2 separate regions of the Homo sapiens genome follow, and region 1 is linked to region 2. The links are chromatin contacts, found by Hi-C in ENCODE. All regions are on one chromosome and are shown on one strand. The core of a region is the stretch at or near the end of the contact, and the rest is flanking DNA. Distances in the headings are between cores, read along the strand shown. Region 1 has its middle 22 kb from the start of LINC02344. Region 2 has its middle 94 kb from the start of RFC3.

What was found. Hi-C counts contacts between places; a loop is a spot of excess contacts on that map. Pooled maps may share reads with other maps.
Region 1: a map of B cell shows a loop between it and region 2 (4-fold over the local background). The contact joins two enhancer-like sites. A Hi-C loop is called at or near these places in 7 of 168 maps with a recorded cell type or tissue (B cell, CD14-positive monocyte, Right ventricle myocardium superior and 3 more), 14 of 37 single-sample maps with no recorded cell type and 17 of 50 pooled maps.

What each region holds. Positions count from the first base shown.
Region 1 is chr13:33,353,762-33,360,299 of GRCh38, reverse strand. It overlaps a transcript of STARD13 not described here. Among named protein-coding and RNA genes, the nearest start is that of LINC02344, 22 kb to the right of the region's middle. Within about 2 kb of position 4,644, at least 2 of the 41 ENCODE cell types and tissues checked have a DNase peak (open chromatin) inside an H3K27ac peak, as active enhancers do.
Region 2 is chr13:33,720,859-33,727,791 of GRCh38, reverse strand. No RefSeq gene overlaps it. Among named protein-coding and RNA genes, the nearest start is that of RFC3, 94 kb to the left of the region's middle. RefSeq lists a silencer at 3,678-3,847. Within about 2 kb of position 3,776, at least 10 of the 41 ENCODE cell types and tissues checked have a DNase peak (open chromatin) inside an H3K27ac peak, as active enhancers do.

The sequences.
Region 1 (6,538 bases), core at 3,395-5,894, 370 kb after region 2:
CTGGGAGGCGGGGTTTGCAGTGAGCCAAGATGGCGCCATGGCACTACAGCCTGGGCGACAGAGTGAGACTCCGTCTCAGAAGAAAAAAAAAAATCGACTGCCTTTGAACTATTTTTGTTGAAGAAAGAGGAATTACATCTTGAGGCTCCCCCATTTTTAAAACGTCATAAATTGAAAGACACTTTGTTTAAACTCCTAAGAGTTCTGTTACTGATAACAAGGAAATGTTGCAGGACGTTGGCAGAACCCAGTCTGTGTCCTCATAACCCCTTGTTTATCTGAAAGAATCAGAGACCAGTTATTTTGAAGTAATCATTCCCTTAAAATGCACTCAGTCTTAGAAATCATTTTAGATAACCAGACGTTTTCCAAGGGCTTAATGATAGATTTAAATATAAGGTGAGGTAACTCTAGATTACTTTAAAGAATGAAATAGGTTTAATCTCATTGCTGATGGAGAAGACATTTCTATACTGATCATAATATATTATCTGACAACCTCCAAATTTCTACAAACTAGTGGGGAAATAGCCTATCAAGTTAAAGGGACAACTTTGGCCATTATACTATGGCCTCTGAAGAATGGCAAGGGAGCTGTGGGGAGAAGAGAATGAGACTAGATTTTTTTTTTTTTTGAGATGGAGTCTTGCTCTGTTGCCCAGGCTGGAGTGCAATGGCATGATCTCAGCTTACTGCAACTTCTGCCTTCCAGGTTCAAACAATTCTCCTACCTCAGCCTCCCGAGTAGCTGGGATTACAGGTGTACGCCATTGTGTCCGGAATTGGTGGGTTCTTGGTCTCACTGACTTCAAGAATGAAGCCGTGGACCCTCGCGGTGAGTGTTACAGCTCTTAAGGTGGCGTGTCGGGAGTCTGTCCCTTCTGATGTTCAGATGTGTTTGGAGTTTCTTCCTTCTGGTGGGTTCGTGGTCTCGTTGGTTCAGAAGTGAAGCTGCAGACCTTCGCGGTGAGTGTTACAGCTCTTAAGGCAGCGCGTCTGGAGTTGTTCGTTTCTCCCGGTGGGCTCGTGGTCTCGCTGGGCTCAGGAGTGAAGCTGCAGATCTTTGCAGTGTTACAGCTCATAGCAGCTCATAAAAGCAGCGTGGACCCAAAGAGTGAGCAGTAGCAAAATTTATTGCAAAGAGCGAAAAACAACGCTTCCACAGTGTGGAAGGCAACCTGAGCGGGTTGCCAATGCTGGCTGGGGCATCCTGCTTTTATTCTCTTATCTGGCCCCACCCACATCCTGCTGATTGGTAGAGCCCAGTAGCCTGTTTTGTCAGGGCGCTGATTGGTGCCTTTACAATCCCTGAGCTAGATACAAAGGTTCTCCACGTCCCCATCAGATTAGTTAGATACAGAGTTTCCACACACAGGTTCTCCAAGGCCCCACCAGAGCAGCTAGATACAGAGTGTCGATTGGTGCATTCACAAACCTTGAGCTAAACATAGGGTGCTGATTGGTGTATTTACAAACCTTGAGCTAGATACAGAGTGCCGATTGGTGTATTTACAATCCCTGAGCTAGACATAAAGACTCTCCACATCCTCACCAGAGCAGCTAGATACAGAGTGTCGATTGGTGCACTCACAAACCTTGAGCTAAACACAGGATGCTGATTGGTGTATTTACAAACCTTGAGCTAGATTCAGAGTGTCGATTGGTGTATTCACAGTCCCTGAGCTAGACATAAAGACTCTCACCAGAGAGCAGATACAGACGTCCTCATCAGAGCAGCTAGATACAGAGTGTCGATTGGTGCACTCACAAACCTTGAGCTAAACACAGGGTGCTGATTGGTGTATTTACAATCCCTGAGCTAGATATAAAGACTCTCCACGTCCCCACCAGACTCAGGAGCCCAGCTGGCTTCATCTAGTGGATCCCACACCGGGGCTGCAGGTGGAGCTGCCTGCCAGTCCTGTGCCGTGCGCTTACATTCCTCAGCCCTTGGGTGGTCGATGGGACTGGGCACCGTGGAGCAGGGGGTGGTGCTCCTCGGGGAGGCTCGGGCTGCACAGGAGCCCATGGAGTGGGTGGGAGGCTCAGGCATGGCGGGCTGCATGTCCCGAGCCCTGCCCCATGGGAAGGCAGCTAAGGCCCGGCGAGAAATCGAGCGCAGCACTGGTGGGCTGGCACTGCTGGGGGACCCAGTACACCCTCCGCAGCCACTGGCCCGGGTGCTAAGTCCCTCATTGCCCGGGGCCAGCAGGGCTGGCTGGCTGCTCCGAGTGTGGGGCCCGCCAAGCCCACGCCCACCCGGAACTCCAGCTGGCCCGCAAGCGCCGCACGCAGCCCCGGTTCCCGCTCGTGCCTCTCCCTCCACACCTCCCTGCAAGCTGAGGGAGTGGGCTCCAGCCTTGGCCAGCCCAGAAAGGGGCTCCCACAGTGCAGTGGGGGGCTGAAGGGCTCCTCAAATGCCACCAAAGTGAGAGCCCAGGCAGGGGAGTTGCCGAGAGCAAGCGAGGGCTCTGAGGACTGCCAGCATGCTGTCACCTCTCACCAGCACACTCGGTTAATTTTTGTATTTTTAGTAGAGATGGGGTTTCATATGTTGGCCAGGCTGGTCTTGAACTCCTAACCTCAAGTGATCTACCCACCTCGGCCTCCCAAAGACTGGATTTAAAGATGGATGGTAAACATTTGAGTCTTGGTTCCGCAACTTATTAGCTGATGATCTTGATCAAATCATATAACTTTTCTGAATTTGTTTCCCTGCCTGTTTTGTTTTGTTTTTCTAAAGAGTAGCTGCTGACCTCATGTGCTTGTTATGTTAAATAATGCTTACAAGACGCATTATCCTGGGTAGTGCTAAACTAGAGCAAGGTCTTATTAATGATGAAATTCCTAAAGAAAATGCCATACCTACACAGATTAATTAACAAGGTGGGAGTTAGTACTGAGATATCTCCAGAAGATTTTCCTCTAGAATGTGGAACACATGCTGCCTGTCTTTAGAGATGCCAAAGGTTTGTTGAACACATATTTGTGGAATAAATATAATTGGAGTGGAGGGTTACCCCATGGAAGGTGACAAGGGTCCCAGCCCCTTTCAAGTGTCCACACCAGTAAACATACTTAATCAGCCTTGATTTATGTCAGCAGTTGGAGCACAACTAGGGCCACCAGGAGAAACCTGTGTCACTCTAGGAATACAGATCTTTGTTGAATAAATATCTTTTTATGCATGCAAGTAGGAAATGTACTTGCTCCATATGCAGATTTTCCCTAAACTTTCCTATTATTTACAATACCTTTCATTTTGATGACACTTTGAATTATAAAACACTCTCACATATAGTTTAAGTATGAGCAGGGTAGGTAGAACAAAGAGTTCTTTGCTGCATTTGACAGATAAGGAAGTCTATGTTTAGGGATATTAAATAGCTTCTATCTCTCCTACACCTTATCATTCCCAGAGCTAAGATGTGAATCCTATTCTCGTACCTCCCACATCCAGTGCTAGTTTATAATTCTCATGAGTGACTTCTTGCTGTTTAGCATGAGGCTATTCAGAATTTGGCTGGACTGGAATCTCATGAGAATTGCAGAAATGGTTTAGGCAAAATAGTAGCAACAACAACAATAGCAATTAAAATGTAATGCATGCTCATTATATGCCAGGCATCATTCTAAATATTTTGCATGTATTATTGCATTTGATCCTTGCCAAAAATCCTATGAGGGAAGCATTATTATAATCCCCATTTTATAGATGCTGAGGCTGAGGAACTCAGAAAATGGGTAACTTATGGAGATTACACAGCTAGTAGGTGCGGAGCCATGGTATGAACCTAGTTGGCTACCTCCTCTGTCTATGCCATCAGCCACTTCCCTGTACTGCCTATGGGAGCTGGGGACTGGGGCTTTCACTGCTCTTCAGATGATGTGTTCATTGACCTTAAGAAGCTCAGTAGCAATGGAAGAATGCTTCACAGTGTATGTTTGAGGTCTCAAACTACTCTATGTATACTAAGACAGTCATAACAAATTACCTAAATCGATATGCTAATGCGAGGTTGTGTGGTAAGCTAAATTACTTACTCAACCTTTATAAAACAGACAGTCTGAAGGATAGCACAAGTGATGTCAAGATGATTTCAATCACTGGAAACGTCTTCAATCCAATGGCCTGTGAATGCCATCAGAAATTTGTAAGACACTTACCCAACGTCTCCCATATGGTAATCATGGTCCCCCCAAAGTGTACATGAAAATATAGAAAGGAATTGTGATATTTGTAAAGTTGATGACCATGATATGACATTGAGCCTGAAGATTCAAAGCATTTACCAGTCTACATCAGGAAAATATGAAACACAGCCAAAGTTATTAATTGGCAATGCAGAGCTTACAGCTAACACTAAATTTTGCTTCCAAGAAAGTGTGGAGCCTGATGCTTTTTTAATTAACAGAACAAAACCCGAAAAGCAATCAAAATTGTTAGCATTCAAAGACTGGCAGATTCAGAGCATGGCAATGGGACACACAGATAGACCAATCAGGGCAGGCACAGATTGGTGACTGTGATCCAAGGACCCAGCTTGAAAAGTCAGCTTCTCCAGAACTTTCAGCAACACTTTTAAAATGAGGAAATAAGTAACATGAGATTGCATTTCACAATCTCCAACAGCATGTCCCTGAAATGGAGCGAAGGATACACCAAAGGAAGAGTTGCTACATCCCATCTCTCCTGGGAAAGGAACATGCTGCAGGGAGAGAGTTGCGAGAGCTCTTCACCCTTCTACCCTGCAGCAAAGGAAAATGGGTCTCCTCAAGGAAGGCATTTCCCCACAGCAAAGCTGCAAGCAACATGAAATAATGCACCATGACTATGGGTTCTTGGCAAAGGATTCCTGGCCTGGTACAGTTAGAAATTGGGCTCTATTCTCAAGCAAAGGGTTCCAACAAAAAAATACCGCAGCAAGCAGACCGTGGAATGTGCTTCTCCACTCTTCCATACGGGGTGATGGCACAGAATCAGAGTTGAACATGGGAGGGAAGTGGAAGGGATAAAAATGTAATGGAATTGCAGAGTTGTTGGCATTCAGATGTGTAGGTGGTGGGTGGCAAGTCCTGCTTATTGCCTGTGGTTGTGAGAGGCAATGGTGATGGGTCTTATTACATAGCAGTAAGAGAAGGAGAAAAAAATATATATCTTTTCATTTGTCAAAGTTATTTATCGCAGGATTATTTGTAATTTTAGAAATTTGGAGAAAAATATTCAAAATTGTGAAAGCTTTAAAATAAATTATAGTGTGTTTATCCCACAGAATTTTAGATATTCATTAAAAACTACATTTTAAAAGAAAATACATTGGAAAAATGCTCACAATCTACTGCTTAGTGAAAAAAAATGAAAAACTTGGTATAAAAATTCTTCCAAGTTTTTTTAATATGCAAGGAAAAAAATAAAAAGGAAAATTTTCAAATGTTATCAGCTCTCTTTTTGGTAATATTACAGGTACTTTTAATGTTTCTATTACAATTTTTGTGTTTAAAAAACTATAATTATCAGTATGTATATTTAAAATTAATAAATATTATATAAGAAAAGAGTGATAATTAATGAGAATGAAGCAATATCACCATAAGCATCCTTAAAATTTACACTTAGACTAAGGAGCAGATCCTAGTGGTAACCAGTCATTTAAAACTATAGGAATAGTCATTCAGTCAGTAAATGATCCTACTCCTACTATGTGCTGTTCACTGAAAAAGGTACAAGAGGTTGAGAAATAAAAGTTCTGTGCTAGTCCTACCTGGAGGAACTCAGGACTGCAGGGACAGCTGAGAAGAAACAGGTAAGGACACTGAACTCTGGCTCTTTGATAAGTGCTCCTCCGGCAGTATCCCCAAAGCATGGAAGAAACACAATGGAAGAGGAATCCATCCAGCCACTGGGATTTGTAGAAGGATTAAGGAGGAGGTGACATCTGAGTACATCTGAGTTGAATCTCGAAGGATGAGTGAAGAACAAAAAAATTAGGGTAAGGGCATTCAAGAACAGCTAATGTATAAAGACGTAGAGTGCAGTGAGACCAAGAGCTTTCAAATGGGACTCTTTTTATGCTGAAATTCAGGGAAGGGAAAGAGAAAACCTGAACTAAATCAGTTACTCAGGAGATAGAGAAGTGGGGGAAGATTGAAGCAGCATAGGATGTATGGAGGTGTTTCAGATGTCTTCTAGATTTCTCTCTCAGTCACTAGATGGGTGGTAGCACCAGGTGGCTCACATAGGAAATAGAGATGAAAGAGCAGGTTTGGAAGGAAAGTTTTGGAGATACCCATCCGGAAGGGAAACAATACATGGCCCTAGAGTAGAATCATTCATTTACTCTGCAAGTATTTACTGATCATAACTGTCTGGGACTGTTTTAGGCACTGAGGATGCACAAGCAAGTAAGACGGACAGGGCCTCAGCTCTTATGGAGCTCACAGTCTGCCTGGGAGACCAACCACAAACAAACAAACACAATGTCTGGAAGTGGAAGCGCTATAAGGAAAACTAAACTGGATGCCGTGAGAAGGAGCTATT
Region 2 (6,933 bases), core at 2,527-5,026:
ACTTGGTTAAGAGTATGAAAAAATATTTAAATCTGGAAAGTTCAATCTTTCAAAAACATTGAAAACTTTTTTAAAAATTGCCTTTAGATACCGAAATTTAAAAAGTTTAAACCCACCTTTTGACCAAGAAAGAGGAGGTTGGCTTTTCTTGAGCAGACTTACTGATGATCTTGATATAACTAGAAGCGATCTGAGCATTCCAAAGGATGTTATAGATAAATTTACTATGAGGCAATAGAGAATTTAAGGCTGGCTACCATCTCCTTGATTTGCATGGTTTTACTTTCAGAACTCCAGCCAGTTGTTGAGTCAGATATCTGTATTATAGTTATAGTTAAATCACCACTTCATCCAAGAGTGGGTGGCATGTTCCTCCTCAAAATAGAAGAAGCAAACATCAAACTCTATCAAAATGCACAAGTGAACTACTTTACTTAAATATAGTTCGGATGGTTTACAGAATTAGAGATTTCAGGCAATGGAAAATCATACTATAAAACTTAGTAAGACAGAGGATAACATTGTTTCTGTTAGAAGTCTGCTATGTTCTAAAAACTTGCAAATGGCAAACTTACTGCTGTGTCCTCATGGAACCTTTTATATGTATATTCTCATTTACTCCTCAGGTCAACTGTTTAAGATGGGGACTATTAATCATATATTTTCAAGGGAAGAGCCAGGTCTCAGAGAAGTGAAATAACTTAGACTATGGAGCTAGTGTGAAAAGCTCTAATGGAAACACATAATGGCTTAACAGGGGTGATTATATTGACTTTAATTCCTTTCTGTCATTTTGTCTTCTTGTTTATCACATATATAACACTTCAGCGTATAAATAAGAAAAAAAAACCTAGTTCTGAAAATTGCCTCTAAAAGCATAATGTTGAAGATTTGGGAAAATAAAACATAGTAGTTAACGTAAAATAGGCACTTGGAAGCAAGAGGTTGCAATTCTAACTCTAAAACGTTTTTCCTATGTGACACTGTCAGAACCAAGTTAGGACAGGGCTGTGTTATTACATCCATTTTGTGGTTATCCAACTTCGGTGATTTTTTTTTTTTTTTTTGACAGAGTCTCGCTCTGTCACCCAGGCTGGAACGCAGTGGTGCAATCTCAGCTCACTGCAACCTCCACCTCCCAGGTTCAAGTTATGTTACCATCTATTAGGGACTAAATTGTGTCCCCTCTAAAATTCCATGTGTTGAAGCACTAACCCTAGGGTGACCATATATGGACATAAGCTTTTCAAAGTAATTAAGGTTAAATGAAATCATAAGGGTGGGGTCCTAATCTGATAAGACTGGTGCCCTTATAAGAAGAAGAGACACCAGCGTTCTCTCTGTCTCTCCATGCTTACAGAAAAAAGACCATGTAAGGACATAGCAAGATGGTGACCATTTGCAACCAGAAACCAACCCTACTGGCACCTGGATGTTGGATTTCTATCCTCCAGAACCTGTAGAAAATAAACTTCTGTCCTGTTCTTTTCTTTCTTTCTTTCTTTCTTTCTTTCTTTCTTTCTTTCTTTTTTTTTTAGAGACAGGGTCTCACTCTGTCACCAGGCTGAAGTGCAATGGCGCGACCTTGGTTCACTGCAATCTCCACCTCCCGAGTTTAAGCGATTCTCCTGCCTCAGCCTCCCAAGTAGCTGGGATTACAGGTGTAAGCCACCACGCCTGGCTAATTTTTTTGTATTATTAGTAGACACAGGGTTTCACCATGTCGGCCAGGCTGGTCTCGAACTCCTGACCTCAGGTGATCCACCTGCCTTGACCTCCCAAATTACTGGGATTACAGGTGTGAGCCACCTTGCCCGGCCTAAACTTTTGTTCTTTAAGCCTCCCAGTCTGGGGTATTTTGCTGTGGCAGCCCAAGCAGACTAATACACAACCCAATTAATAAACACTAATAGTGTCTAAAATTATTCCACCATTCTAGAAAATTATTATTTTTTCATTATCCACAGTCATTGCTTTGTCCTGTGACAAAAAAGCCATGTAGCTGGAAGCCATCTGGGTGGCAGTACAGAATTAAGAGCCACTAGAAATTAAGTCCATACTCTCCCTGGAACTCAAATTCTACCAAAAAATAAATTTTAAGTGAAAGTCTAATGGAAGGAAGAAGAACATTTGGAGCAAGTGTGAAATCAACATTCTGCTCCAGGTAGGCACCATTTGATGGGGAGTGATCCTGAGTGCAGGGTTGGGGAACGGGGTGGAACTTTCCTTTGTGCACAGAACTGGGACTAGAAAACAGTGATTAGGAAAGCAGTCAAGTGACTGATAAGTACACAAATGGAATAGCCCTTGGGAGTTTTTGAGATTGCGTTTGTTTGAAGAAAAGAAGAGCATTTTCTTCATATTGATATGACATTGTATTTGCCAACTGGTATTTACTAGAAGCCCTCCAAGTTCATGATTCACACCTGAACATTCCACATTCTTTAAAATTGTAGTGCACCCTTCATAACTATATATTTAGTATTTTTATAAATTAGATTACAATTTAATTGGAGAATACAATATCAGAAAAATTATCCAAAACTTAGAAATATTGCCTAATCAAATGTGCTACTTGTCTGGCCTTCCACAAGAAAGCACATGAGGAACTAAGACATAATTTTTCCTTCTTATTTGTAAAGTCTAATTCAAAGTTATTAGCTCAGCACAGTAAATATACGTGCTAAAGACTGGGTGAACAATGGCAAATAAACTTTGAAGACCAAATCCTCTTTTACAACTAAAAGTAACATTACTGAGCTTTCTGCAGGATTTTCTGGGTAAGTTTTTCTGCATGGCCAGCCCCAGCAAGGCCCCGAATGCCTGGTTTGCTACTTTCTAATCCTGTAACTTCTCTTCCCATAATAATGTGTAGCTTGTAAGGCCTTAGCTCAATTTTCCAGATGATTTCAGAGACAAAGAATTGCTGATTTGTTACACTAATCTTGACATTTCAAATTACAACTGGAAATAATCTTCCTTAATTAGTCATGTTCTTTCTGTTGAAAATATCAGACATTTGACATATTTGTTTAGCAAATATGTCGATTTTCTGGTCTTTATGGTCTTTCAGTCCCATGTTGATATTCACATATTAAATTTTTAGCTTGCTCCACAGCAAAGATGCAAATATATATGTGCATATGTATATTATATATGTACACATATAGTATATGAATCTACAACCATGCTTGGGGAATACAAGGTATAATATGAATATTATATATATATTCATATATATCTATATATATTTATATATGTGAATCTACAACTATACTTGGGGAAAACAAAGACTTTATCCAGGCTCACCCAGAATGGTTATGAGAAAGTGAAACATTCTTTTCTTCCCTTAATAGGCAAATACATAGTTTAAAAGCTACCTCCCCAAATATGGGAGAATCTTTAGAGAAAGTGTTAAATCACAATAGCATTAAATGTACATTTACTATCAAGTCTTTTGCAATAAAAGCTGACATTAACTTTTTCTCTACAATATTTACTATAGCACTGTGCTTACCCAGGCTTTTATTAATATATGTTTATTTCTGCATTTCCATTTCTCAGCTACCTTTTATATTTTAAAAATTACAGAATTTATAGAAGAAAATTGTAGGCTGATAACAAACAAAAAGGTTTTTCGAAATGGCTAGCATTTGCTCCCAGCAGGGAAAGTAAAGGAATAGTTGCTGTATCCTGAGCCACCCATCCCGGCCCAAGTCTTTGTCCTGCTGAAGTGGTAAATTCTCCCAGAAACGCAACACAAGGTGGTGCTGTTGTATTTATCCTAAACCAGCTGCCAGCCTGGCCACTTAGGCTGTCGGTTTGATCTGAAAGTGGTAGGTGTGTACCAAAGGCATGGGTTTTGCATATGTAGATGTTTACAGTGTAGTCCTCCTTTCAGATAAGAAAAGATAAATAGAAGAAGGAGGAAGAGAGTAAGTTTCTCCACACATGGAAGCTTCTGGAGAAACTGTCTTAAAAAAAAAGAAAGTGCATGGGTTCCTTTTGTTACTAAATTATAGGAGCATGGAAAGTTAGGGCTAGAAGAGATAAAACATTATCTAGCCCATCTTCCTATCTTCAGAGAGGATTTCATTTATAAATTATCAGCCAGTTAAACTTTTTCTTTTGGTTTTAAAATTTTCCAGGGAGGGAGATGCCACTTGCTCCCCCAGCAAATCAATACTCCCTAGTGTTGGGAAATTGTTGTGGACATATGTGCACTTCCTCTTGTTCTGAATCCAGAGGGTATGGGAAGGATTTGATCAGCAGATGTGCCTAGTGAATGAGAAGCACACAAAAAAAAAATGAATTACAAGTCAGGGCTCTGGATTCCTCTCCCTCACTTGCTTAGCTGGGACAAGGTGGGCCTCAGATTTTGCATCTGGAAAACAAAGAGATTGGACTAACATCAGTGGGTTTCCACAAATGGCTGGATCTCAAAATCACCGGGGAAGCTTTTTAAAAAAATACAGATTCCAGGGCCTTGCCTATAAATTTGCTCAGTCAGAAAATCTAGGGCAGGGCCCAGAAATTGCACTTAAAAAAAAATCCAAAAGAACTGTTTTCCTTGGAAAACATTTTTCTTGTCTGAAGACATGGAAATTAGCTAAAAATGTGTAGGCAGGCAGCCCAGCACAGATCTAATGACTGGTGCATAGGTACCACTAGATTAAATAACTCTTAAATCCCATCTGATTTTATGATTTTCCAGGTATCCTTAAAACAAAAGCCCTTGAAAAATAGAAGTGAATTATCCCAGATCTAAAGAATTTCCTCTTGAATCATATTCCCAAGCCTTTGAGTAATCTGCAGTATGGATTTACAGCAAGATGTTTTCTAAATTTTTCAAGCACATGAAATTGGGAAGTCCAGGAATATTATTATAGTAAAGAAAATCCAATAAAGTCCTTGTGTTCAGTCCAATGCCTACACGCTATTCTATTTTCTGGTTACTGTAACTATGAATTAGTTGACAGTTATGAAAATAGTATTTGGACTCTTTCACTTTCATTTTTATAAAACTGGAAAGTTAAAAAACTAGTCAAGTACTTGGCCCATGTATAAATAGATAAGTCACATACTGGCAAATTGAGCTGTATAAAAGTTACTTACACAGACAAAAATGTCTCTAAAGTCTCTATGTAAAACGTTGGCTTTCTGACTCTGAGACTGTCTAGTATCAATGTGAAATTCAGTAACAATGCAATTCAGATTCTTATACCTCAAATGTCTCATTTGAAAGAATCAGATAATTGAAGTATCATTTGTTTATTCTCGTTTATAGTATCAAGGTAAATAATTCTGCCTTCCATTTCCCCTTGCTAATGTAATGTGACCTCAATGTTACATGTTACTAAGTAAATCAATTAGGAGATTTGGCCTGTGTATGTGACTCTTGCAAATGGGTAATTACACCATCAAATAGAAACTTATACACTCTTTGCAAGCCAGTCTTGAAGTCACTTCCAAATAGTTGGTTCTCATTATTTGTACTTTAAGAGCCATTTACAGGTCTAATTAAATTGTTTCTCAGGAATATAAAGATCAATGTTTCCAACCTCATGAATTGAATATATAAAAGAATGCATGAGGCCCAAATTAGCATTTCGTTTATTAAAATAAGTCAGTGTTGGAGCTGAAATCCATTAAATGACTTTAAGTAATCTGTCTGTTAAAGCTTTCAAACCACCTCTCAAAATCTGGCCCAGCTACCACCATTTATCAGTTACAAATTTCCATATTCCTCTGCTGCTCAATCATGCTGTACTAAATTATCTCTGAGATCATGTCTTGTGATTCTCATACAGTAATAACATCTGCATTTCCTGGATTTTCCATGAGCTGTGTCATCCTTTCAAGATTGTTCAAGAACATGTTTGTTCCTTTTATCAGAAGGACAGCAGCACTGCAGATCTTTTCCTACCAAGAGTCCCAAGCTCCACTGAATAAAAATAGCCTTGTGTCCTTTGGAATGCTCTGAACCACTTGGGGAAAAAGAATGTCTGTCATCGAATCACTATCATTTGTAATGTCCTCTCCAAAAGAAAGCCAAGGGGGAAAAATGCTAGAACTATTTGTGACCTCATGAAATACAAAAGAAAATTTACTTAGAACAATACAGCTTTTCTTTATTGTATAGTCCCCACTTCTTTGAACCACACCAATTTTTGGTACCAAACTTTGTTCCTCTTGTGTACAGGCTCTGAGCATGAGGAAATCAGTTGATGTCTCAGTAGTTGGTGCTTTGATAAGCAGATAACCTGTTTTGAACAAGGTTTATCTGCTTTCACTGCCATTACTACTGCTGTCTCCCAAAGACTCAGGATGCCTTCTCCTTGGAGACAGAAAACTTCATTCCTTATTTACCCACAACCCCTATTCAGTGTTGTTATTGAACTGTAGACTACAATGAAAGATTGCAATTCTTCAGTCGGCTCTGTTTTAGTTTTGTCCTTAGTCAAGGTACTGAACTTCTCTGAACTTGAGATACCTCATCTATAAAATGGAAACTGCATGCAAGTGTTGCTTGCGTGGAATTAAGGATTCCAAAAGATAAAGCAATCTTTGCTATGGACTAAATGTTTTTATCCTCCCCGCCGACAAATTCATATGTGGAAATCCTAAGCCCTAAGGCGATGGTGTTAGGAGATGGGGCCTTTGGGAAGTAATTAGGTCGTGAGAGTGGAGCTCTCCTAGTGGGATTGGCACCCTTATAAAAGGGATCCAGGAGAGCTCCCTCATCCTCATTCCACCATGTAAATACAGAGCAAGAATATACTGGTCTATGAACCAAGAAGTGGCACCTTGATCTTGGACTTCCCAGCCTTCAGAACTGTGAGAAATATATATGTTTGTTGTTTAAGCCACTATACTATTCCATGGTATTTTTGCTATAGCAATCTGAATGAACCGAGACACTCTTTCTGAAAA